Regions from separate parts of the Homo sapiens genome. Here region 1 is linked to region 2. Evidence: chromatin loops called from intact Hi-C (ENCODE). Cell type or tissue: MCF 10A. All regions are shown on one strand. Each heading gives the region's core, and the rest is flanking DNA. Links, peaks and the distances in the headings are about the cores only. Region 1 overlaps BBX (BBX high mobility group box domain containing). Region 2 holds the start of LINC01990 (long intergenic non-protein coding RNA 1990).

Region 1 (11,869 bases), core at 1,765-9,764, 140 kb after region 2:
GAGAGTTTTTAAGGTTTTCTGTTTATCCTTGCTACTCAGAATTTTTCATTGATATGTTTTAGGTGTTTTTGTTTTTAATTTATCCCAATTGGCAGCCTCCTTTCAATGTGGAGGCTGTTGGAGTCATGTTCTTCAGTTATGTCAGATTCTCTATTTTCTGCTATTTTTTTTTTTTTTTTTGAGATGGAGTCTTGCTCTGTCGCCCAGGCTGGAGTGCAGTGGCGGAATCTCGGCTCACTGCAACCTCCACCTCCCAGATTCACGCCATTCTCCTGCCTCACCCTCCTGAGTAGCTGGGACTACAGGTGCCCGCCACCACGCTTGGCTAATTTTTTGTATTTTTAGCAGAGACGGGGTTTCACCGTGTTAGCCAGGATGGTTTTGATCTCCTGACCTTGTGATCCCCTCGGCCTCCCAAAGTGCTGGGATTACAGGCATGAGCCACTGCGCCCGACCATTTTCTGCTCTTTTCTTATGTTGCCTCTTCTCCAATTTCTCTATTCTCACCTCTTGGAATTGCCAACAGATGGAAGGTAGATCTGTCCTCTATGTCTCCTAACTTTTCTTTTTTTAACCATTTATTTCTTTATTTCTTTCTTTTGCATTCTGGGGAAATCCTTGGCCCAGGTTCCACTCATAATTCTTTCTTCAACGATATTCTTTCAGTGGTGTCCTAACAGTCTGATCAGTCTTATAGTTCAATAAATAAATTTTTAATTTCCAGCTTCCCAAAGTTTCATTTCCAGGACTCAAGGTTCATTTTAGATACATCCAAATGTTTTGAAGTCTATGTAAAATATGTGTGTGATACAAGTATAGATTCCAACAATCACACAGAGCTCTGTTCAGATCTTGTTTCTCTGCCATTAACTGTGTTGTGGCTGGTTACCTGATTCCTCTGAGCTTCAATTTTCTAGCAAAATTGTGGTAAAAATGTTATACTGCCTATATTGTTGTAGGGATGAAATCCCATAATTGTAATAATATTACCTAACTTAGCTAACTACGTGCCAGGAACTGTACTAGGTTATTTTATTCACGTGTTATTTCATTTAATTGAGCAATTCCTTCATAACAATCTTAAGAATATATCCTTGATAGTTTCTTGATATCCTACTTCCTTGAAAGTAACTGAACTTGTTGAAATTAATTACAAGAGTGAGTCTTTGATCACTAGTTCTCATATTGATATCTCAAACTTACCACGTTAACAGTATTTTATGGAGGTGTGTTTGGCATATTCTTGACTGTCTTTCTTATTTAGAGTAATTCCTTTTTTATTTTTTATTTTTTTAATTTTTTTTTATTTTTATGACAACAAGGCTGTTTATTTCACCTGGGTGCAGGCGGGCTGAGTCCGAAAAGAGCCAGTAAAGGGAGATAGGGGTGGGGCCGTTTTATAGGATTTGGGTAGGTAGTGGAAAATTACTGGGGAAAAGGGCGGCAATGAGATGTGGCTATAGCCTAGGAATAGTCAGGGAAGCAGATAATGTAGTTAAAATGTCTCGACCTAATAAGGGAGCTGGGCAGGTGGGGATAACTAAAAAGGACTGTATAAAAGAATGTTGTCCAAGTTGGCATCAGAGTTGGGGAGTTTTAAGAGGTTTAGAAGCCTGGCTGTCAATGCCTACAACAGTTATGGAGGCAAGGGAAACAGGCCCTTGAAAAGAAGGTAATGTGGAGTGGGTAGCCTCCATATTGATTAAGAAGGGGACGGACTTACCCTCCACTTTATGAGTTACCCAAAGTGTCTGTGATGGTCCAGAAGGCTTCCAAGGTGATTGGGCAGCGTCAGTCTTCAGCTATTAAGCTGAGAAGATCTGGGAAGGAGTCAGTCAGAGAGCCTTGGGCCAGAGTTCCAGGGGCTCTGGGAGTGGCTGCCAGGCAAGTTGGACAGTCTGATTTCCAGTGGGGTCCCGTACAGATAGAACATGGCTTAGGAGGAATCCCGGGCTGCAGGCATTCCTTGGCCCAGTGGCCAGATTTCCAGCACTTGAAGCAAGATCCTGGGGCGGGCAGTCCTGGAGGAACCCCTGGCTGCTGCGGTTCAGGCGTTATGAAGTTCTTGTGTGCTGGAGATGTGGCTGAGGTTTCTCTCACAGTGGAGGCAAGGAATTGCAACTCAGAAATACGTTGCTACTTGGCTGCCTCTGTTCTATTATTGTACACCTTGAAGGTGAGGTTAATTAAGTCCTGTTGTGGGGTTTGAGGGCCGGAATCTAATTTTTGGAGCTTTTTCTAATGTCGGGGGCGGGTTGGGTAATAAAATGCATATTGAGAATAAGACGGCCTTCTGACCTTTTAGGGTCTAGGGCTATAAAGCATCTCAGGGTTGCTACCAAACAAGCCATGAACTGGGTTGAGTTTTTACATTTGATGAAAAAGAGCCTAAATGCTGTCTGATTTGGGAGAGGTCGGATAAAGAAAAAGGAACATTAACCCTGGCTATGCCTTCAGCTCCAGCCACCTCTTTAAGAGGAAACTGTTGGGCAGGTTGGGGAGGGCTAGTTGAGGAAAGAAACTGTAAGCCAGATAGGGTGTGAGGAGGGGAGGTGATAAAAGGATTATAGGGTGGGGGAGCGGAGGCTGAGGAAGAATTGGGACCTGGCTTGGCCTAGTGAGGAGCAGCTTGGGGAGGAGGGGAGAGGTCAGATGGGTCTGCAGAAAAGGAGGATTCAAAGGACTCAAGAGTTTGGGGTGGAGACTGAAGGAACAGACAGGAGAGAAAGAAGAAGGATTTGGGACAAGTTCGCACTGGGAGTAGAGACTAGGGAGGGACTGATGTGTAGTAAAGAATGCCTGGACGTCAGGCACCTCAGACCCATTTGCCCATTTTTTCGACAAAAATCATCCAGATAAAATGGAGAAATCAAAAGTGTTGTTTTCTGGCTATTTAGAACAATTATTGAGTTTGTATTGGGGCCAAGCGGTGTTGCAGAAGAAAATAAGACGCTTAGGTTTTAGGTCAGGCAAGAGTTAAAGAGGTTTTAAGTTTTTGAGAACACAGGCTAAGGGAGAAGAAGGGGGAATGGAGGGTGGAAGGTTGCCCATAGTGAAGGAGGTAAGTTTAAAGAGAAAGGTAGTGACACGGAGAAGGGGGTGGTGAGCAGCCCTGGGACGCAATGTGGGTGAGCAGCCAAAGCAGGTGTCCCCGCAATTGACTTGTCACCAAGGGTACGTGGGTGAATGACCAAGGCAGGCATCCCCACGGTGATCAGACACCAATGAAACATGGGTGAATAATCAGGCAGGCATCCCCGCAGTGGTTAAACACCAAGGGAAGACTGTCTTCCTGAGTCCGTGACTGGCGCCGGAGTTTTGGGTTTCCGGATAAAATGTGTCTCTGTCTCTACTAGAGGGGAGAAAGAACTGGAGTTGGAAGGACAGGGAGATTGAAGGGTAGTGAGAGAGGGAGATTGAAGGGTAGCGAGAGAGGCTGGAGAAGAGAGTGAAAAGACCACTTACCTGATTTGAAATTGGTGAGATATTCCTTGGGCTGATTGGTCTGAGGACCCGAGGTCATAGGTGGATCTCCCCACAGAGTGAGGGCGAGGACAGGGGACTGGTCTCCCGAAGGAGTCCTCCTGTCCCAGGTCTTCGGCACCAAATGTCACGCGAGTCTATGTGAAGAGACCACCAAACAGGCTTTGTGTGAGCAACAAGGCTGTTTATTTCACCTGGGTGCAGGCGGGCTGAGTCCGAAAAGAGAGTCAGCCTCCTGTTTTATTCCTTTAAAAATCTGCTCAGTGTTTGGTTCCTGTGCATGTGTATATGTGTGTATGTGTGGTACGTATGTGCATGCACATGTGGTTCACTTTAATCCACCTGTTGGGATTCCTTAGCTGAGTGAGGTACCATTGGTGCAAGTTCTGCTTGCCATTGACTGTGCAGGGCATTTACTTTTTCTGAAAGGATAATGTACCTATTTTATGAAGAAATCATTTAACAACATAATATGAAAGGGTAAATAAAGGTTATGGGAAATTATATCATGTTAGACTAAGAGGCTGAAAATACTACCCAGAAAGTACGTTACCTTCTTTAAGGTGCTTAGGATGGTACATTTATTTCTGAGCAGAACCACTGTGTGCTGGTGACCACATCGGACACTCATTGTCTCTTGAACTTTTCCCGTCTGCTATATTCACGTAATCCTTTCGTTAGTTCTCAGAATTCCCAGCGAAAGACTTTGTGACAATCATTTATTTTTTTTTAAATGTGAGCAATTAACTCTTTTTTCTTCTATTTAATATATTATCTTGAGACAACTGGTATGTGTTAAATGGCTATTTTACTGGGATTGTTATTCTTCAGAGATGCCAAAAATGCCTGAAGCTGATTGGAGATTCTCATGTATTAAAAGTAATTGCATATTAGTCTTTATATCTGAATGCTTTATAATTACAGGTAAACTCTCAGTGTGTTTCCTTTCTTCGTAACATTCTGATCGTTAGTATGTTTACAGATTCTTTTAGAAAAAGGTTAGAATTAACATCAATATGGTATAATCATTTCAGTATTTAATATAAAAATGTATAAACAGGCTGATTTTAAAAGTAACATATAAATTATCAACCCTCAAATAAAAATTATATATCTTAAAAGTATGACTAGGAAAGCTAATTTTTAAAAATATACTGATTTACCTCTATTGTTGTATTAAAAGGCTCATTTTAAAGAATGCAAAACATCCAGGAAAATTCCATGAAGAGATATTGTTAAGTGAGCCACCCTCTTTGTTAATTTTGTCTTCAAAAGAAGTCTGTGCATTTAATTTGCTACCGGTGTACCCAATATATGTGTTTCTTGGCTTATTTAAAAATTTTAAGTAAATTTCCAACTAATATAATATTTTAAATGTTATCCCAGTTTAGTAATAAATTAACCAAGTGAAAACAATGAAAATATTATATTCAATCTTACATCCTCATTATTGGAATGAGATCGTATTTACAATAATTAACCTACATCAATGCAACTATTTTTCAGTGTTTCAAAGTTATGATTCTTTAATGTGTACGTAGAATAAATCTAAACAACAATTAAAAAGAATCAAACAAGCTATGTCTAATGGAGATTAAGAAGCATTCTCCGTGAAGATTTAGTATATCATCTGGTATCTCTTTGTATAAACTCAAAATTTTTTAGGTACAAATAATAAATAAAATGTTTGTTGGCTGGGTGCGGTGGCTCACGTCTGTAATCCCAGCACTTTGGGAGGCCGATGCGGGTGGATCACAAGGTCAGGAGTTTGAGACCAGCCTGGCCAATACGGTGAAACACCGTCTCTACTAAAAATACAAAAATTAGCCGGGCTTGGCGGGCATCTGTAGTCCCAGCTGCTCGGGAGGCTGAGGCAGCAGAATCGCTTGAACCCAGGAGGCCCGGAGGTTGCAGTGAGCTGATGAGATCACGCCATTGCATTCCAGCCTGGGTGGCAGAGTGAGACTCCGTCTCAAAACAAACAAACAAACAAACAAACAGTGTTTGTTAACATGTTATGTGGGCTTTAAAAATGAAACTAAATATAGATTAAACATAGTTACAGTTTTGTTAAATATTTTCAGTACATTTTAAAGGAAATAAACAGCTTTGGTTTCCTGTGACAGTCCTAATTTAAAATCTCTCTCTCTTTTTTTTTGAGGTAAGGTTTCGCTCTTGTTGCCCAGGCTGGAGTGCAATGGCACGATCTCAGCTCACCGCAACCTCTGCCTGCTGGGTTCAAACAATTCTCCTGCCTCAGCCTCCCGAGTAGCTGGGATTACAGGCATGTGACACCACACCTGGCTAATTTTGTATTAGCCGGGAGACCGGGTTTCTCCATGTTGGTCAGGCTGCTCTCAAACTCCTGATCTCGGGTGATCCACCCGCCTCAGCCTCCCAAAGTGCTGGGATTACAGGCGTGAGCCACCACTCCCAGCAAATCTTTTTCTTTATAAGTATTCTTATGTTTGTTCAGACCATGTATCTCTATTTTTGGTTTGAAAAATATAAATAGATAGTAAAAATAGTTTAACAGCTATCATTTCTTGAATACTCACTCTGAAGCAGGCAATATGGTTAAGACCTTTGGAAGATTATATCATTTATTCTTCTGAAAAAAAAGTTAAGATTTGTAAACATCTCCATTTTATAAACGAGAAATTTGAGACCTGGAAAGGTTAGGTAGGTAATCCAATATCACACACCTAATAGGGGGCTCCAAACTTAAACCTGGCATCGTCTTACTGCAAGATTAACATTGTGTTATATTTGGGTACAGGTTATTTCACTCTTTGCAATTTAGCGACTTTAGGTTGATCTTTTGAGAAATGTAATTTCAGGGAAATATATATCTTAGATAAGTATCTATTAAAGTTTAGGCTGATCTTTGAATGTTATGAAGAAGAGGGATCATGTTATTTATATTTTGGTACTCTCAACATGTAGCTCAGTGTCACATATGATAATAAACACTCAATTCGTTGAAATGAAGTAAAGGAAATTCTTCATTGGGAGCTTAAGGAATAAAATGGGTGAAAAGGTATGGAGCAATATTGTAAAATCCACCTTTTACATCACCATTATTAAAGATATTACTAATTTTAATTACAAATTATAACTTTTAAAAAATGTAATTATGAATGAGATGCAACTGAATGCTGAAGAATATCTCTTGACCTCTTCTGTGTTGTCCTTCCACATTATAAAAATTGATTTATTTTTGAGAAGGAATGACTCAAGGCTGTAGAGGGCAGTATAAGCCAACTCAAGTGGACTTTCCTGGGTTAGTGAAGTGGTACAACTGTTGTTACTGTCCAAGTGTCCAGTTAGGTTTGATACCCCAAGTATCTGACCACTGGCCATTAGAATTGTTTCAGACTTAAAAATAAAGGAAGATAAAATGGAAAGTGTTTTAGAACCAAAGAATCACATAAACCCACAAAAAGGTGGCAATTATGCAACAGCTGTTTCCACCCTTAGAAATTCTTGTGGCAAAACCAAAGCCATTACCTGGATAATCCCAGCCTAAAAACAATTCGTCTCAGTGAACTTTATGATAAAGTTTCTTGTAAAGAATTTACTTTCTTTACTTGTCTAGTTGTATAATTTCAATTAAAAATAGTAAAATCCTCCACCGTCCTCCCCTTTTCCTCTCTCTACCTTCACCAACTTATAAAGACATGGACTGTTTAGTTGTTTACCAAATGATGAGCTATTACTAAATTTAGAAAATAATTAATATCAGTTCAGATTTTTTTGACATTCTCTTATTTTGTTGCCAGTGTTTATGGACAGTTTGATTATTCAATGTTTGCTTGATTATATCACTTTTCTAGTTAATAAGATGTTTTTGGACTATATTTTCATTGAGTTTTTTAGGTTTTCATTTAGGGAAAAAAATCCTGGCAATATTGTCACCTTTGTTGCCTACACTGATCATCTGATGGGGATGGATATCTAAAAAGAAGTAAAGTGCAGGGTAATGCTAATTATATATTTTAGTTAGATAGCATTTTATCTGCTCATTTATTTTGGCATTTAGCTTTAGAGAAGTATAGTTTCCATGGCTGAATTTTTTTTTTAATTATATCTAACAATATCTGATGATGTAATACCAGACATTCTACTCATTTCCTCGGGTAATTATGTCTAATTTAAATAATTTCAATAGGCAGTAGTATCTCAAAAGTTTTAGTAAATAGCAAGTTTTCTAAATGTAGATAAATGAAGCATGTGTGCCAGAAATGATAGTTGTGCTGTCTTCAGGTCTTTCTTGTATGTTTGACAATGTAAAATGTGTTGAGGCCAGGCGTGGTGGCTCATGCCTGTAATCCCAGCATTTTATGAGGCTGAGGCAGGAGAATCAGTTGAACCCGGCAGGTCGAGGCTGCAGTGAGCAGTGACTGTGCCATTGCCTTCCAGCTTGGGTGACACAGCAAGACTTTGTCTCAAAGTAAAGTGATGAGAAAAAGAAATGTGATAAGAACCAAGGAATATAAAATTAGTTCAGAAAAATAAAAATAAAAATGTGAAGACACCAAATGTTCCCATCATATTCTCATTTAATTTTTACCACGACCAGTGGTTGCCATTATTATCTTTGCAGATGTGGGGAAACTGGGGCTCAGTCAATACCAGTGATATGCTGAAGTTGAAGTGGTTCATAAATTATAATACTATAACTGGCATCCAGTCTTGCCTTAATATTTGCTTAGAATTAAATAGCTATTTTATGATTGTATTGGCACAAATGTGATTTTTTCAATATCTTTTTCAAAACACTACTTATATTTTGTTGAATGAATAACTGGCTTTTTTTTCTTTTAGCTGGAGAAGATGTTGTCTGAAAATTATCATCGGTTTATTGACCTCCCTAATTCCCTGACTTTGGGCAGTTTCTCATTTTCAGTTTTGCCTTAGAAGGTTTTTCTGTGTGATCTAAGGTATAGTTAAGCTTGAATGTATATTACATGTGTGTGAAAGCCAAAATTTAAAAGAATCTATAGAACTAAGAGCAGTGAGACATTAATCAGATGAAATTATAAATTCAATAAATTTGTGATGCAAATTTACTTTTTGACACTCAATATTTTTTAGATACAAGTCAAGATTCCAAATATTGATTGATCTATCTATCTAGTTATTTTTACTTTGTGATTTTTGTTTTAACATTAGGGGCTTATATCTTTGGTTACAAGGGATTGACCAAAACGCACTATTTTTCTTTCCTCCCGAAGCTCTTTATAAGCATTAAATTGCAAGAAGATATTTATTTATTTATTTATTTATTTTTTGAGATGGAGTCTCACTCTGTCTCCAGGCTGTAGTGCATTGGGGCGATCTTGGCTCACTGCAACCTCTGCCTCCTGGGTTCGAGCAATTCTTCTGCCTCAGCCTCCTGAGTAGCTGGGACTACAGGCGTGTGCCACCATGCCCAGCTAATTTTTGTATTTTTAGTAGAGATGGGGTTTCACCGTCTTGGCCAGGATGGTCTTGATCTCCTGACCTCATGATCCACCCACCTCAGCCTCCCAAAGTGCTGGGATTACAGGTGTAAGCGCTACCGTGCCTGGCTGAAGATATTTATTTTTTGTGGTATCTCTGTAAAGCACATAAAATTTGTTGCCATGAATCTCATTATTAAAACACTGAAATGGATCGCTGATATGCCTGCTCTTCTCTAAAGAGGAGGGGGTGGACTCAGTATATGGTACTGTTGGTGTGAGTGTGGATCACAATATGATTCACCCAGCTAAGAAGTAAACCCATATTTGGTTTTAAATTTGTCGAAAGAACATTTCCAAAGGGAAAACATGGCGGGAATGGAAGGAAAGATTGGAAAGTAAAGATATTCTGCTACTATCTTACTAGGAGAAGAATTTGAGGCCTACTTTAAGGGTATATGACTTGGGCAAGTTATTTAAACTTTCTAAATCTCAGTATCCTCATCTATAAAATGGGAAAGTAATAGTACCTGCCTCACTGATTATTAGGCATAAGGAATAATAGAATTATGAATAGTGAGGTAAGACATATAAATGGCTTCTGTAGTACTTGACACATGGTATTCTCTAAGCAATTGATAATAAATAGTAAAAGGTAGTTCTTATTGCTGCAGTAATCGTAAATGAAAATTAATGCCTGAAGTTCAGTGGTAGCAAAGGGACTGGAAAGAAAATATCAAATGAACAAAGGGTAGATAAGTAGACCCCATAAGTGCTTAGTGACTGATGTGGTGTGGGTATTGCAGTAAGGAGGCTCACCAAGATGACGAGCCTGGCCAAGCATAGAGGGCTATATTAGAAGTACTGTCTTATCTCAAGAAAGTAAGGTTTTCAAATATCAATAAGGCAAAGAAGTAGGGGGAAAAAAACCCTTGAGAACAACTTCTGTTTTTGTTTGACACACTTGTTTTAATGAATTTGTATCTAACATTGACCATGTTTAAGTGGTTTTAGATAAAGTGCATTTTTGCTGTTGTTCTTGTGGTTCTCCTACCTAAGCAATTCAAGTTTTCAGAACTAATTTGTTTGACTAGTCAATGTTCTCTCTTAAACAGCTTAGTGGCAAAATTCCTGCCATTGCTCTGTTGTAAAGAATCAGCTCTTCTTTAAGATAAACAGTATCTAGAAGCATGGCCAGGTGCATTCACTGCACTGTAAGAGGGAGACATGGGGGGAGTAGTCAGGAAGCATGTAGGTGGGAAGGGTTTCCTGTTTCCAGGCAACAGCAAGGAGCTACAGACGGAAAGCAACTTGAATATAAATTCATTCAAGAAAGGACATTTTACCACCTTGCCTTCTAAGCAGTGAGGACGCAGACTTGACTGAAAGATAGAGTGAGGTTGAAGCTTCATTTGTCAGTGGGTAAAGTTATTAGAAACCTATTTCTCATTAGGTTTTGTATGTATGAAAAATATCACATACTAGTGGCCAGGTTAGCATTTTTAAATATTTGAAAAATAGTAGCATCTACGCTTGCCTTCCTTCCAATTTTCCAGAAACATGGGTTTTTTTATGGCTTCATTTTCCTGTCTTTCTGCCTAAAGAGCAGAGGGGCTCGTGGCCCTGAAACAGGCTCCTTCCCTGCCTGACTCCATCTGCAGGAAGGAGAAGCACAGCACACTCAGCTCAAAGGGAGGTGCCTCCTCCCTTGAAGAAGCCCATCCAGAGGTTCACAGGGAGCAGATGAGAGAAGAGTTCTTCCTGCTCCCTGGGCCAAGGGGAATGTGGACCTGTCCCCTGCTTGTGACATTTTCCCCAACCTGTCAAATGCAAGAGTAGCAAATTTGGAAGAGTAGAAGAAGGCAGTTGCAGGCGGCAGCTACCTGATTGGGGTGAGTTATTCTTGAGGCATTTGAGATATTGAGTTGATGATTTAAATATTGGCCCACTAAAGATTTTATAAGTAATGTAGTCATTCCTTGGGCCCTGAGGGACCCTCTTGTTCTATATTCCAGCTCTTTCGTAATGAGAGGGATTACCCATACTCAGAAGAGATGCATGTCTCAAACGCCTGCATTATTTTTTCTCACTTTCACATTGTGTTTCCTCTAGTTGTTGAGGTGAGCTCCTTTTAAGATAGGCTTTATTGTTTTATTATACTGCTTATATTTAGGAGTTTTTCTTCAAAATCTATGTCAGAAGATAGGTCTCGTAAAGGGCGAGTAAGCACTTGGGCGAATCATGCACTGGAATTTATCTTTTGATTAAGTTTGAGAGTGTGCCTGGAACAGTTGGGTCTTTCATCTCTCAGTCTGGAGCCTCCTTTAGTAACTTGTCCTGAGACTATAGGCAACCCACTAGCTAGTTATAGGGCCACCAAAAGAGCTGCCCAGACACTTAAGCAAACACACAGGGTCCAAGCTTCATACTGGATCCCTTCTTGCCATGTATTCGGGGATGAATCACTGCTTGAAGGGTCTAATCTGTCTCCTTATTGTCCTGTCTGGAAGGGTCACATTATTTGAGTGTAACTCCTGAGAGCCTGGCGGGTCTTTTCACACAGATGTTGATGGATGCTTTGCAGTCCCTCCCATCCCAGCAGATTTCTTTGTGCCTCTTTTTACATAGGCACTTAACCTATGTTGAGGGAGCCTCTTTTATTACCAGAAAGAAGACGTTAAAGGAGTTTAATCCTCACTGTTGGTAATAGTTTGTTCTTCCCCAGTTTGCATACTCGGGTTTTAGTTGGATATCGAGCTGCCTCTTTTTTACCATATCGGTCTTCATTCTATTATTTGTGTTCTTAAATGTCTTGTGGGAACATTAGAAAGGTACCTATGATGGTTGAATATCTTTAGTTTTACTATCATTTTCTATAGAATTTTAAAATCTAGTTTTAAGAACACAAGTTGGCAAGCTCTGGAGTATTTTTTGTTAATTAT
Region 2 (11,869 bases), core at 2,247-10,246:
GTCCTATACCAGCTCTGTCCAATATAAAATATGAATCACATATATAATTTTATTTTACTATTTTTATTTTATTTTATTTTTGAGACAGGGTCTCACTCCATCCCCAGACTGGAGTGCAGTGGCATGATCATGGCTTACTGCAGCCTCTACCTCCCAAACTCAAGTGATCCGCTCACCTCAGCCTCCCAAAGTGCTGGGCCAGGCACCACACCCAGCCTCTCACACATAATTTTAAATTATCTGGTAGCCACCATTTTAAAAAAGTAAAAGGAAATGTGCAAAATTAATTTTAATAACATATTTTATTTAACCCAATATATCCAATTACCATTTCAAAATATAATCAGTATAAAGATTATTGAGACATTTTATCCATTTTATCATATTAAGTCATTGAAATCTGATGTGAATTTAACATGTGCAGCACATCTCAATTTGGTTGCTAAATTTGCACTGGAAGTACTGGATCAGTATTTAGATTTCATAAAATTTACTGTTGAAAAAGTAGATTAACATACCCAAGTTTTTCCAAACATAATTGTTTTAATGACTAATTGAGAATCTGTTTTAAAATTTAAATTATAATTCAAATTCAAGTTTCTCAGTTGCACTAGCACATGTATCTAGATGCTAATTTGTTAGACATATCTCCTCTTGGAAGGGGTTAATAGTGAAATATTGTCACCGGACATGCTACTTTAGGGTAATAGGCCTGAATACACCTAGTACTCAGCAAGTTCAAATCTAAATTTTAATCATGTTAAAAGAATGTAAATTGTGTATCCTTACCTACTTTCTTGGCCTTCTTTAATATCACTGAGTCACATATCTGTTAAGTTATTCTTAGCAAATTCATCTGCAAAAAGGGAAGTCATTTCCTACACTGAAAATGAGGTATTGCTCCCAGTAATCAATTGGCTGCATAATTTCACTTCCCCTTGCTGGATTAAGGGATGATTCTGCCACTATACAATTTCTAATAGTAAAGACTAAGAGTGTGAAAAGTGAAAAAAATACAGGCATATTGCTATTTATAGTAGATTGATTTGTGACCTCACAGGCAACAGAACTTCCTCACACATTTAAGAAGTCTTGCATGACCCCAAGGAGTGAAACTAATGAACTGTCCAAATTTCAGCTGTGTTTTGCAGCTTGCCGTACAAATTGGACAAGCCCTTTACTATTAGAAGCCATTCCTCTGGTGGCATTCATGACTGTCATATTTTAAATTCATCACAAACTGGACTCAAATTCTCATCCACTGGTATGGAAAGTTGTTTCCTGTACTAGCAATGGAATAGCTAAAATAGAACACAAACAAACATGGCTTCCAATGATGATATCTGTTTGGAAAAATAATAACGTATCATGACGAATGTCCCTTTCCTTCCTCAGAATAAATATATTCCCCCAAATGTATTTCTTCACTTGGTAACATAAGTAAAAAAGCAAAACCAGCTAGGATGTGATCTGCGATAAACTAAGAGTGCACATGAACCACTAATTCCAATGTGTCAGTCAATCAGTCATCAAAAAACTGTAGTTGTACTGCCTGCCATGCACTTCAACCATCCTCAGGATACATACATAAATAATACGGTTCCTAATTAGGGAGGTTAGATTTGTGGGCAGCAGAAGACAAGTAACAACATAAGGTAGCATGTAGTCAAGTAGCAAGTGAGTGACCCAGATAACAACTGTTGTAGGACTAGAGCACTGGTTCTCAAAGCGTCTGTGGAGGTCCTCGAGACTCAGGGGTTCTGTGAGGCTAGAACTATTTTAAAGTACTAAGGTGATATTTGCCTTTTTCACTTTGCCAGTGTTTTCACTGATGCTGGGTGAAACTGTGGTGGTCTTGGCACAAAGCAAGGAAGTGGAATCAAATTGTAGCAAAAAAAAAAAAAAAGTCAGTTTCACTCAAGAATGTACTGGATAAAGCAGTAAAAAAAAAAGGTATTTGACTAAATTTATTAAATCCTGACCCTCTAGGGTATGTCTTTTTAATATTTTGTGGGACAAAATAGAAATGATACGTAAAGTGCTTCTATTACACACAGATGTACGAGGGCTGTCTAGGAGAAGCACTAGTGCAATTGAGTTTCAAGTTGAACTAGTCACTTTTTTTATAGAATAGCATTTTTATTTGAAAGAACAACTGACTGACAAGACAAATTGTGGTTATTCAGACTCGAATATTTGGCAGATTTTTTTTCTCAGAAATAAACAAAGTGAGCCTGTCACTTCTAGGAAAACAATTGACAAGATTTTTTTTAACCAATGATAAAATTATTTGAACTTACAAGTAAAAATTAAAATATTGGAAAATTCATATCCTAATATGTAAAATATTTCCTGATGAAATACAACTAATGAATATGATATTTTTGATATTGTACAATGAAATAGACATTTGGAAGAGCTGCATAATTCAGTGAAGGAATAATTTCCCAGTGACCATTACATGCTGTTACAAATCACTCACTGTATTATGATTTGCGTAAAACATCCAAGCAATAGACCAGTGGGTTTTAATGTAACAGAATATGAAAAGTTTATTGATATGCACTTAAATTCCCCATTGCAATTAACTTTTTTGAAATTATCATTTGAAGGATTTTGTAGTAGTATTAAAGACTATCCACAATTATCTGAAAACACTCCTTTCTTCAATGATGCTTCTCTTTGGGGACAGATTTTCTTATGTACTTAACCTACACAACATGTCACAGTAGATGAAAATGCAGAAGCTAATATGAGAATCCAGCTGCCAGATATTAAAGAGACTTCCAAAATATAAAATAACATTTTTCTCAAATTTTTGTTTGGGAAAACACTTATTATTTTATTAAAATGTGTTACTTACGTTAATACGTAATGGCCTTGTCATTATTATAAATTAAGTAACTCAAGTAACATATTTTAAACATTTCTCCAATTTTAATTTCTAATACAGTAGTATCAATAGATGCAATCCTCATAAACTTACATAAACAAAAGCTTTGTGGGGCTTTAAGACGAAAATATTTGAGAATCACTGGACTAGAGAAAGAGCAGCCATCAGGAGAAGTTAGAGAAACTGTTCTCTGGGACCTGCTATTTCATAATCTCCAAACACACCCTTCCTCCTCCAGCGCTTTATGACCCAGACTGAATGGTGTTGATTATTTAGAGTTGGCCAATTTACACTAGTGTTCTTCAGGTAACATTTATATTTGTGGAAATGCAATATAAAATCCTTAAATGCAGCACAACTCCTTCATAATCACAGACCTACTATTAAGTGGCAGAACTAATAACACATAGAATAAATATACGAGATTTTGCCAAGTATCAGTGGTTCTTTTCCATGTCCAAAGCCTCCCTTTTAACATTTATTATTATCATTTTCCAACCCTTCCATGGACCTAATATAATTAAAGATATTGTCTAGCAAACAAACTACATTTATTAACAGTAAATTTATTTTCCTACTTTGGATTGACTTTATGCAATGCCAGGCAAAGCAAAAACAATAGAATTTTCTGCAGTAATCACGCAATATCTGTTTAGATTTTTGAAAATTTAAACTAGGTTGTAGATTCCTCCCCACCCCATCATTACTTCCAAAAAGCACTTGGGATATAGAAACTCGAGGTTGAGATCCTCTGTGGCCTGTAGGTTTTGGTTTTGTTTGAATTTAGCTTTTGGTTTTTGGTCACTCAAATCATGACAGAAATAAGTTTTCCCATTTTTGCTCAGTGATCAGATATCTGAGAATCCAAGGTTTGAATCCCTTATACGGATACATGCAGTTTTAGGGTTTGCAGTGAGACAATGAAAAAGCCTGGGCTCTAAAATCAGAAAATGGCCTTCCAGTTAATAGCTGTGTAAATGTAGGCACGTCGATCAAGTTCACTGAACCTTAGTTTCCTTATATGTAAAATAGAGCTAATCATATCTACCTTGCTTAGCTGGTATGTGGCACAGGAAATGATAGACATTATTATTCAGCAAATAAACCAAGTTGTGCTATAAATCCATAGACTGCTTTCAATATTGAAATTATTTCATATTTTTGCCAATTTGTGGCAAAAAAATGTAAAAGACACTTTTGTGATTGGTCCTTGGTATAGTTTTGCTCCTTTAAACATGGACTAAAACTTGCCCATGCTCAGTGTGCAGGTCCTTCAACACATTTGAAGGTGAACAGTGCTGGTCCCTGACAAACTTAAAAATTGTTCAGGTTTATCTTTAGGCACAAAGAATAATCTGTGTTCTCAAATGCCATAGTGACCTCTGTCCCACGGTTCAACAGCTGTAGGGCTATCCATAGAAGCAGCTGGGCCTCTGGTTTCTCTTAGTATCATGAACCCAATATGGAAATCCTCCCCCTCAGATTTACTCACATTACTTCCCTGACCTTTCCTTCCTCTAATTCCTCCTCTCCCCTCTCAGATACAGATTTTATACTTTCCTACAAATGTTCTGACTTTAATTAGTATTCATCATTAATTTGAAGAGAGTCTATATTCTGACATCATGATATGAACTTTCCATGTTAATGAAATTTCTGACAATTTAGTGTGCTATTGAAATTCTTCCCTTCTCTAGTGGTTATGGTTGCATTTCTAAAATCTGTTATGATGTTGGAAGAATTACATTAAAAGTAGATATCATCAATGTTTTGTTCATTATTGTAATAAAATGAAAACATCTTAGTGTTGTGTTATAAATCCTATAATTAGTCTGTAATCCTTCCCTCCCTTCCAAAGGTATTTCAGGGATTAGAGTTTTTAATTGTGCGTGAGATTCATAAAGTAGGGGCACAGCCTTGTTACTACTATTACACATTTTTTTTCATTTGGATAATTTAGCCGTTATCACTTCAAAAATCTATTTAGAGATGACTATAATAGCTAGTCTCTACATTTTTACATTGGATTTTTCTTTCTTCCAAAAAAATTACTGCTCCACAAACCCCAAATATATTTTTAATTTAGGGAAAAAGTGCTTATATCTGAGAAAATGTGGATTTGGAGAATATATAGAACCTTTCCTCGGGAATTCCGAAAACTCAAGCGCTCTGGCTTACCAAGTGAAGTAGGTTTTCAGGAAATCCCAGCCCCTCAGGACTCTCGATCTGAACCAATCCCAGCTGCCATAGCTCCGCGCTCCCGGGATGGGGCTGTGTTGCCCACGCCTCGCGGCGCGGGCGGACACACACCCTGCTAGGACTAGCTCAGTCCTCCCAGTTTCCCTTCCGAGATGCCTCGGAATCTTTACCACGGTTATCAAACGATTCTGTGGATCAGTAGTTCCCAACTTCTAGGGACAGACGCCCTTTTAAAATTCAACGTAACAGACCACCACCCTCCAAACAGACTGTGATAGCCGTATTTTTAAATTCTCTACTGATTGAGAAAACTCAAAAACAATTAAAAACTCCAATAGAGCCTACAGTACTTTCAAATGACTGTATATTTTAATTATAGCATTTGCATACAACTGAGTTTATTTATCTATGCTGTACGCTAAGTTTAGGGGCAGGCTTGGTGCACAGATGGTTTCGCCCACCCTTTGCACAGGGCAAGCCCCCCCCAGGCGCCCAGGCTGGGAGGCCCAAGTCCCGGCAGCTGCTGCGGTGGACTTAGAGGCAGCAGCTCCTGCTTCTGCCCCAAACGTTCAGTGTAGTCGGATTCCCGGGGACAGCAGGGCAGTCTGCGCGCACATCCCCGGGGCATCGCAGGACACCTGCTGCCCCCTATCGGTGGTGAGAACAATAACCCGAACCCGGTTGGAATCAACTGGAAGAGGCCTTTTGAAAAAAAGAATATTCCAGGACTACGCAGTAGCCAGACGACTCTCTAAGAACATGGGTTTCCGCAGTCAGCTCCGACTGCCTCGTTTTAATGCAGTTTTTCGCCATTGTAGGAGAGCATGCTGGATCGAAGAGGACTCTGACACTGCTTCGGTGAAGGCGGGGAGTGGGGAAGGGGGGGTGTTGAAGGGGTTCAAGATACACCCAAGGGTCTATTTGTTTTCCACCTCCCTATTCAGCAACCCATCTGGTCCTTATGCAAAGCACTTGCCTTCTCCCGGGATGGGGACACACATCAGAGCACAGCGTGGTGTTTTCCCAAGCCCCCGAGGCACCTGTTCCCTCACATTACACCTTGAGGAGAGTCCAGTGACCTCTGCTGCAGAGGCGACAAAGGCTCCCTGGGAAGCCGGCCTCAGTGGTGTCCAGGAATGGCTTTCAAACAGCGTGTACTCCTGTGGTCCCTTTAATAAACATAGGACTATGCTTCAGAAAAGCAAAAATAAATGCCGAGAAGTAAAAGGAAGCTATCGGTTACCCCGTTACCTCTGAAGCCTGTATATGTGAAATTTTCTTCTGAGACCGAGCATTAAAATTTGCTTCCACTTGGACATAGCCAAGATTGCTAACAGGCTGGGAACGTGTGTGTGTGCGTGTGTGTGTGTGTGTGTGTGTTGCTACATACTCTGGGATTTCTAATTTTATTTTCATCACTTTCTCCCCGCTTATTACTACCCCCCCACCCCAATACACACACACTTGGCAGTATCCTAACTTCTTCACTCTTGTCCACATTTGTCTTGGCGCTCTGGGGAAGAAGGTAAGAATAGATAGACGAACGAAGGTGCGTGCAAGAAAGGAGGGAGGGGAGGAGGTACGGTCGGCTTGCACACCAGACTGTGCTTGTTTGAGCAGGAATAGTGGCGGGGTGTCTTCGAGAGGATAACGGAAATGCCCCACCACACGCCCACAGCGCAAGTGCCGGCGTCCCCAATCGGCCAGTGGCAGCAGCAGAACCGGGGTCCACTTGGCACCTCAGGGGCTCTCGCCCGTCCGCTCTGGGCGTCGGGCTGTCCAGTTTCCCTGGGAATCTGGGAGAGGAAGGAGGCTTAGCTAGCTCTGTTCTCCCTGCCAGTACGCTGTGGCGGCGGCCCCTGGCCAGGGCCCGGCCAACTCCCCGCTCTTGGGTGGCTGCAGGTGCCCAGTGGCCCATCCCCAGCGGGGGCGAAACGCCGAGCTGGCCGAACCTTCCACACGTCCAGCTCGGAGTGCGTCTCAGTCGCGCGGCAGAGGCCCCTGGGCCCGGGCGCTCTGGGTTCCCGCGGCCTGTGGGCGCGGTGCACAAGGGCGCGGGCGGGCGGCGGCAGCTCCCAGGCGGAAGGCGCGGCGGGGCCACGGTCACCGCCGCCGCCGCCGGGGCTCGGGCGGAAGCGCGGGCTCCGGGGGGAGGGGCTGCCGCGCCCCCGCAAGGCCCAGGGATCCCGGCCCCGAGCGGCTCCCATCCGAGCAGCAGCGGATCCCGGGCCGCCCTTACCCTCGCCGGGCAGGGATGAGCCCTGGTCAGGTTCAGCCGCAACCCCGCGCGCGGCGGGGCGAGGCCGAAGCCCACGCAGGTCCGCCCGGTGTGCGTCTTTCACTCGCACACACTGAGCCCCTTGCCAGGCGCGCAGGCCCGGGCTACGAGGCCGGCTGCTCCGCCGTCTGCCACCTCCAGGACCCAGAGCCGCCAGCCCTGGGCTCCCGGCAAGCTGTGACTTCCCGGATGGGGCCATGCTTTTCTTCCAGGACAATCGGGGCTCCTCCCCTCCCGGCGATCTTTCTAGGAGGCCACCTCCAGAGATTGCGAGGCGATTTCCTCCCTGCCGGTACCAAACTGTAACTCCTCTCGCTACAGACGCGGAGAACCAAACGCTGACTATTTGGCGAGGGACCACCACCACCCAGAAAAACACACGGTTCAGTGTGCGTTGATTGTTTGCATCAGCGAGTTCATGGCGAATAGAAGTTCTCTATTTTTGATAGCCCTGATTTTCAAGCGTTTTAAAAGTTACGTTCTGTTTTCTGCTTGGTCAACAACACGGAAAATGGAATATTGCTTTTTTTGTGATTCAAAATCAATTGTAGTTACAATGACTTTGAGAATTTCACGGCATCTTGTGAGATAAAATGGAGATGCGCACCTAGGTGAGAGTCACTGGAGTGGATTACGCAGTGGCCGGCTGGATCCGGCTAACAGTCTCTGAGGCTCATTCCTTTTCGTAATCAGCTCGCCCACTCTAGTAGGACTTTCATCTTTAAATTATTTTTTAATTATCATGAGGCTCTCAGTCTAAGATAGCAAAGATTGAGCGCCACATTTAAGCAGTTCTCTCAAACTAGCTTTACCTTTTTAGGGAAGTAATTCCTGGGCTAATCATTTCAGATCTGAGAACAAAAGAAGTTGCTAAAAAAAAAAAAACAACTTTTATTTACGCAGCAGATACTTATGGATCGTCTACCTTGCACCAAACGCGCGCGCGCACACACACACACACACACACAGTGAATACTGTGGGCTATACAAATAATATATAACATCTGTTGAATGATTAATATGTGACAGGCAATATACTTGCTACTTAAAAAGGATTCTATCATTTTACCCTCCCGGGGACATATGAAGTAGAGATATTATCATCCCTGCTTTACCTATGAGAAATATACGAGTCATGAAGTAACTTACTCTAGGTCACCCAGTTAATAAGTGGCAGGACAGGACATTACACTTTACGCCCAGTCTGATACAGAGACCTCAGCCCAACCTCTACAATGTGTCCTTCAGTCAGATCTGGGAATCTGTATATTTTGGAACCACCTTAGGTGAATGTGATAGAATTAGAACTTGAGAAGCCTTGATGTAATCAAACTTCCTCATTTTCCTGATCAGAAAACAAACTCAAAGAAGCAATTTTTCTGGAAACACACAATTGCAGAAAGAGATTCAGAGAGGCTGTTCCTGGTTTCTTGGCTAAGGTCCTTTCTACTATCCAGACTACATTGGCTCAGTCCAGGAGGAGTCAAAGAAGGTAAATAATTCAACAGTTACAAAAAGTGTACAGTCAAATCTTGATTATCCTTAGTTTCCCCTTCAAATTGCTTGCCTTCTGGATTTTTGACTGTTAATCTAGTTTCTCTCCCAGAGGGAGAGAGAAACCGTGTGAAACTCGATTATTTCATTTCTGCTCATGTTACCTGGTAAGAACGCTAATATTATAAAGGAAAATGGGGGCCAGGCATGGTGGCTCATGCTTGTAATCCCAGCACTTTGGGAGGCCAAGGCAGGAGGATAGTAGAAGTTCAAGACCAGCCTGAGCAACACAGACAATCCATCACTCCCCCCCCCGCAACCCCCAGCCCCACCCCCACCCTATCTCTGCAAAAAGAAAAAAAAATGGGCATGGTGGTGCATCCTGTAGTCCTAGCTACTCAGGAGGCTGAGGTGGGAGGATCATTTGAACCCATAAATTCATGGCTGCAGTGAGCCATGGTCATGCCACTGCACTCCGGCCTAGGTGTGGTGGTGTGCACCTGTAGTGCAGCTATTCAGGAGGCTGAGATGGGAGTGTTGCTTGAGCCCAGGAGGTCAAGGCTGCAGTGAGCCATAGTGCACCACTGTGTACCAGCCTGGGCAACAGAGAGACCCTCTCTCAAAAGAAAGAAAGAAAGAGAGAACCATGCAGACTACTGCCTTTTCTCAACAACTCTGAGCAAATTATTTCCTTTACCTAAAATCATTTGCTGATCTCCCATCCATTCTACAGGATAAAATTAAAATTAGACTTATGAAGAAGGCAGATAAAATATTACATGATATTACTACTTTTCATCACCCACAATTCTGCCTCTCATCAAACTTTAAGCAATACTAAACACGCTGTAGTCCTCTGCACATATAGTGCTGTCCCCTGCTTTGTGTTCTTGCATTATTCCCATCCTCTGCCTGGCCTTCCTTCCACACCTGTCTCTTGGAAAATGCCATTCATTTCCCAAAACTCTGCTCAGACAGCACCACACATGTGAATTTTCCTGACCCTCTGCTACCTCCCACAGAGCAATAACCTCGTGCTTGTGCAGCAGACCTCTTCTGTTCCTTACATAGTCTCTTTTATGGCTCTTAATCTGTATAATGAGTTGTTTCCATATCCTTAATCTGTATAAGGAGTTTTTCCATATCCTTCTCTTCTCACTAGAGCTCCTGAGGAATCTGTCTATGTAAACTTTGTTTAGTGTATCTGAAAACTTAGGAAAGAGGCTAAACTTACTTTAAATAGAATGTTACATTTTCAAATAATACCTTCAGTATGTTTAAAGCAATATGTCCATTTGTCATATACTACGGAATGTCAAAAAAATCTGAAAACAGAGGAAAACATAGTGTATTTATTATACTTTTTCACATTACCCCATTACTTTAAATTTAGAGGTATTTAAACTTCTGGAAACTTTTCTGGAGAATGAGGAAAAACATACTAAGCAGATTTGAAAATGTAACTAAAATAATGTTTAAATATAAGTACACACTGTTTCCTGACTTTCAGACACCTTGTAATCCGGGGACCTAACACTATGTCCCAGTTCCCAACACATAGAATCTGTTGAATTGTTCTAAACTGAACTGAGCAAATAGTTTAAATATCCATGGATCCAGGACCTTCCAGTTCTAGCTTATCACAGTTCAACCTTCTGTCTCTCCTTTTGGTGAGCTCGTATCAGCTTTAGTCACTTTGTCAATCAACCCCTGTATTTGCTCTTTCCATTTGTATTAATGCTTTTAGCTAAATTATAATTGTATGTATGCTGTTTACATTTATTAGGGAAGGAGGTCCCTACATTCTTCCCCATTGGTGACAGTACAAGTTGTTGAGGGTTAGAGACAATTAATGGAGCAATAGAGTAGATAAGGCCTTCAAAACAGCTACTGGATCATTCATTCATTTATTCAACAAATATTTTTTCAGCATCCATTATGTGTCAGACTCTGAGCCAAGGAATGGCCTCCCAGACATGTAGAGGAGTCCTGTTTTATCCAACCTCCCCACTTGTACTTATTGCACAATTTCATACTGCTAGAAGCTTATGAGTGGGCAAATGTTTTCTGTACCATCCGGGACCATGAGGGTGTCCCAAGACTAGCCACTTAAAGATTTTGCTTGAATAAATTTTCCATGTCAGGTCAACTCTTTAGTGAATAAAGCACATTGTGTATATTTATGCAAAATTCAAAAGGTAATTGATAAATATTTACAGAACCTCTGGAGCACAAATAGGTATACCCATGGACCACTTCCTTGACAAATGGTCTCAAATTAACAAACTGATCTCATATGATAAGGAATCTGCATCTCTAGAAGGGTTTATTTCGCATTTAATATAATAATACCATGACTATCTTATATGTCTGTTTATTTAGATATATTAGTAATGTTTATATGCTCACCACAAGGTAATTAGAAAGAATGCTTGTGAGATAATAGGTATAGTTTAATATACTTTTTAATATCATTAAAGTAGACTTTGTATATCACCAGGGAGGAGAATCTAGAACTCTAGATTCTTTCATTCTAAGGAAAGCAATGGGAAATATAGCAAGCTATGGAGAATTAATGAAGTCTGTAGTTCAGAGAAGAGATTATATTCTCCAACAAAAACACTTTCGGAACTTTTGGCTCAAAAAGCATTTCTTAGAGTACAGATTTGAGAAATAAGGGATATAAACATATCATTTTTTGGAAACGCAGTTTTATTTATTTATTTTTCTTTTAATCCTCATTGACACTCGGGTTGTGTCTCAATTTGCAAAGCAACCAAAAATATCCAGTCGATTATTTGAGTAATTTAGACCCCTAGATAAATTGCTTGAATTACCTCAGTAGTTATCACCATTATAATTGTATTAACTTAAATGAGGAGAGGTAACACAATATATTGGAAATATTTGGAGCCAGATGATTTGGATTCAAATCCTGACTCTTCAGTTTGCCAGCTCTATGACCTTGCATCACTTCTGTCCTTTTGTGGCTAAATCCTTTGTGA

Evidence for each region. Hi-C counts contacts between places; a loop is a spot of excess contacts. Peaks named below come from ENCODE experiments on the same cell type or tissue, not always from the same donor. Only the 100,000 strongest peaks of a DNase experiment are listed, where the experiment ranks them.
Region 1: it touches region 2 in a loop (6-fold over the local background); 2 of 110 quality-filtered maps call a loop at or near these places.

The regions. Positions count from the first base shown.
Region 1 is chr3:107,568,103-107,579,971 of GRCh38, forward strand. The region is part of intron 2 of BBX (BBX high mobility group box domain containing); the gene reads left to right. Among named protein-coding and RNA genes, the nearest start is that of BBX, 51 kb to the left of the region's middle. In MCF 10A, for the core only: a CTCF peak has its summit at 6,737 (motif pointing right); a DNase peak (open chromatin) is centred at 6,759.
Region 2 is chr3:107,424,342-107,436,210 of GRCh38, forward strand. LINC01990 (long intergenic non-protein coding RNA 1990) reads left to right here and starts at 6,589. Exons shown (of 3, transcript NR_110039.1): 1 at 6,589-6,617. RefSeq lists a silencer at 7,135-7,384 and an enhancer at 7,595-7,784. In MCF 10A, for the core only: a CTCF peak has its summit at 5,750 (motif pointing left); DNase peaks (open chromatin) are centred at 5,730 and 7,590.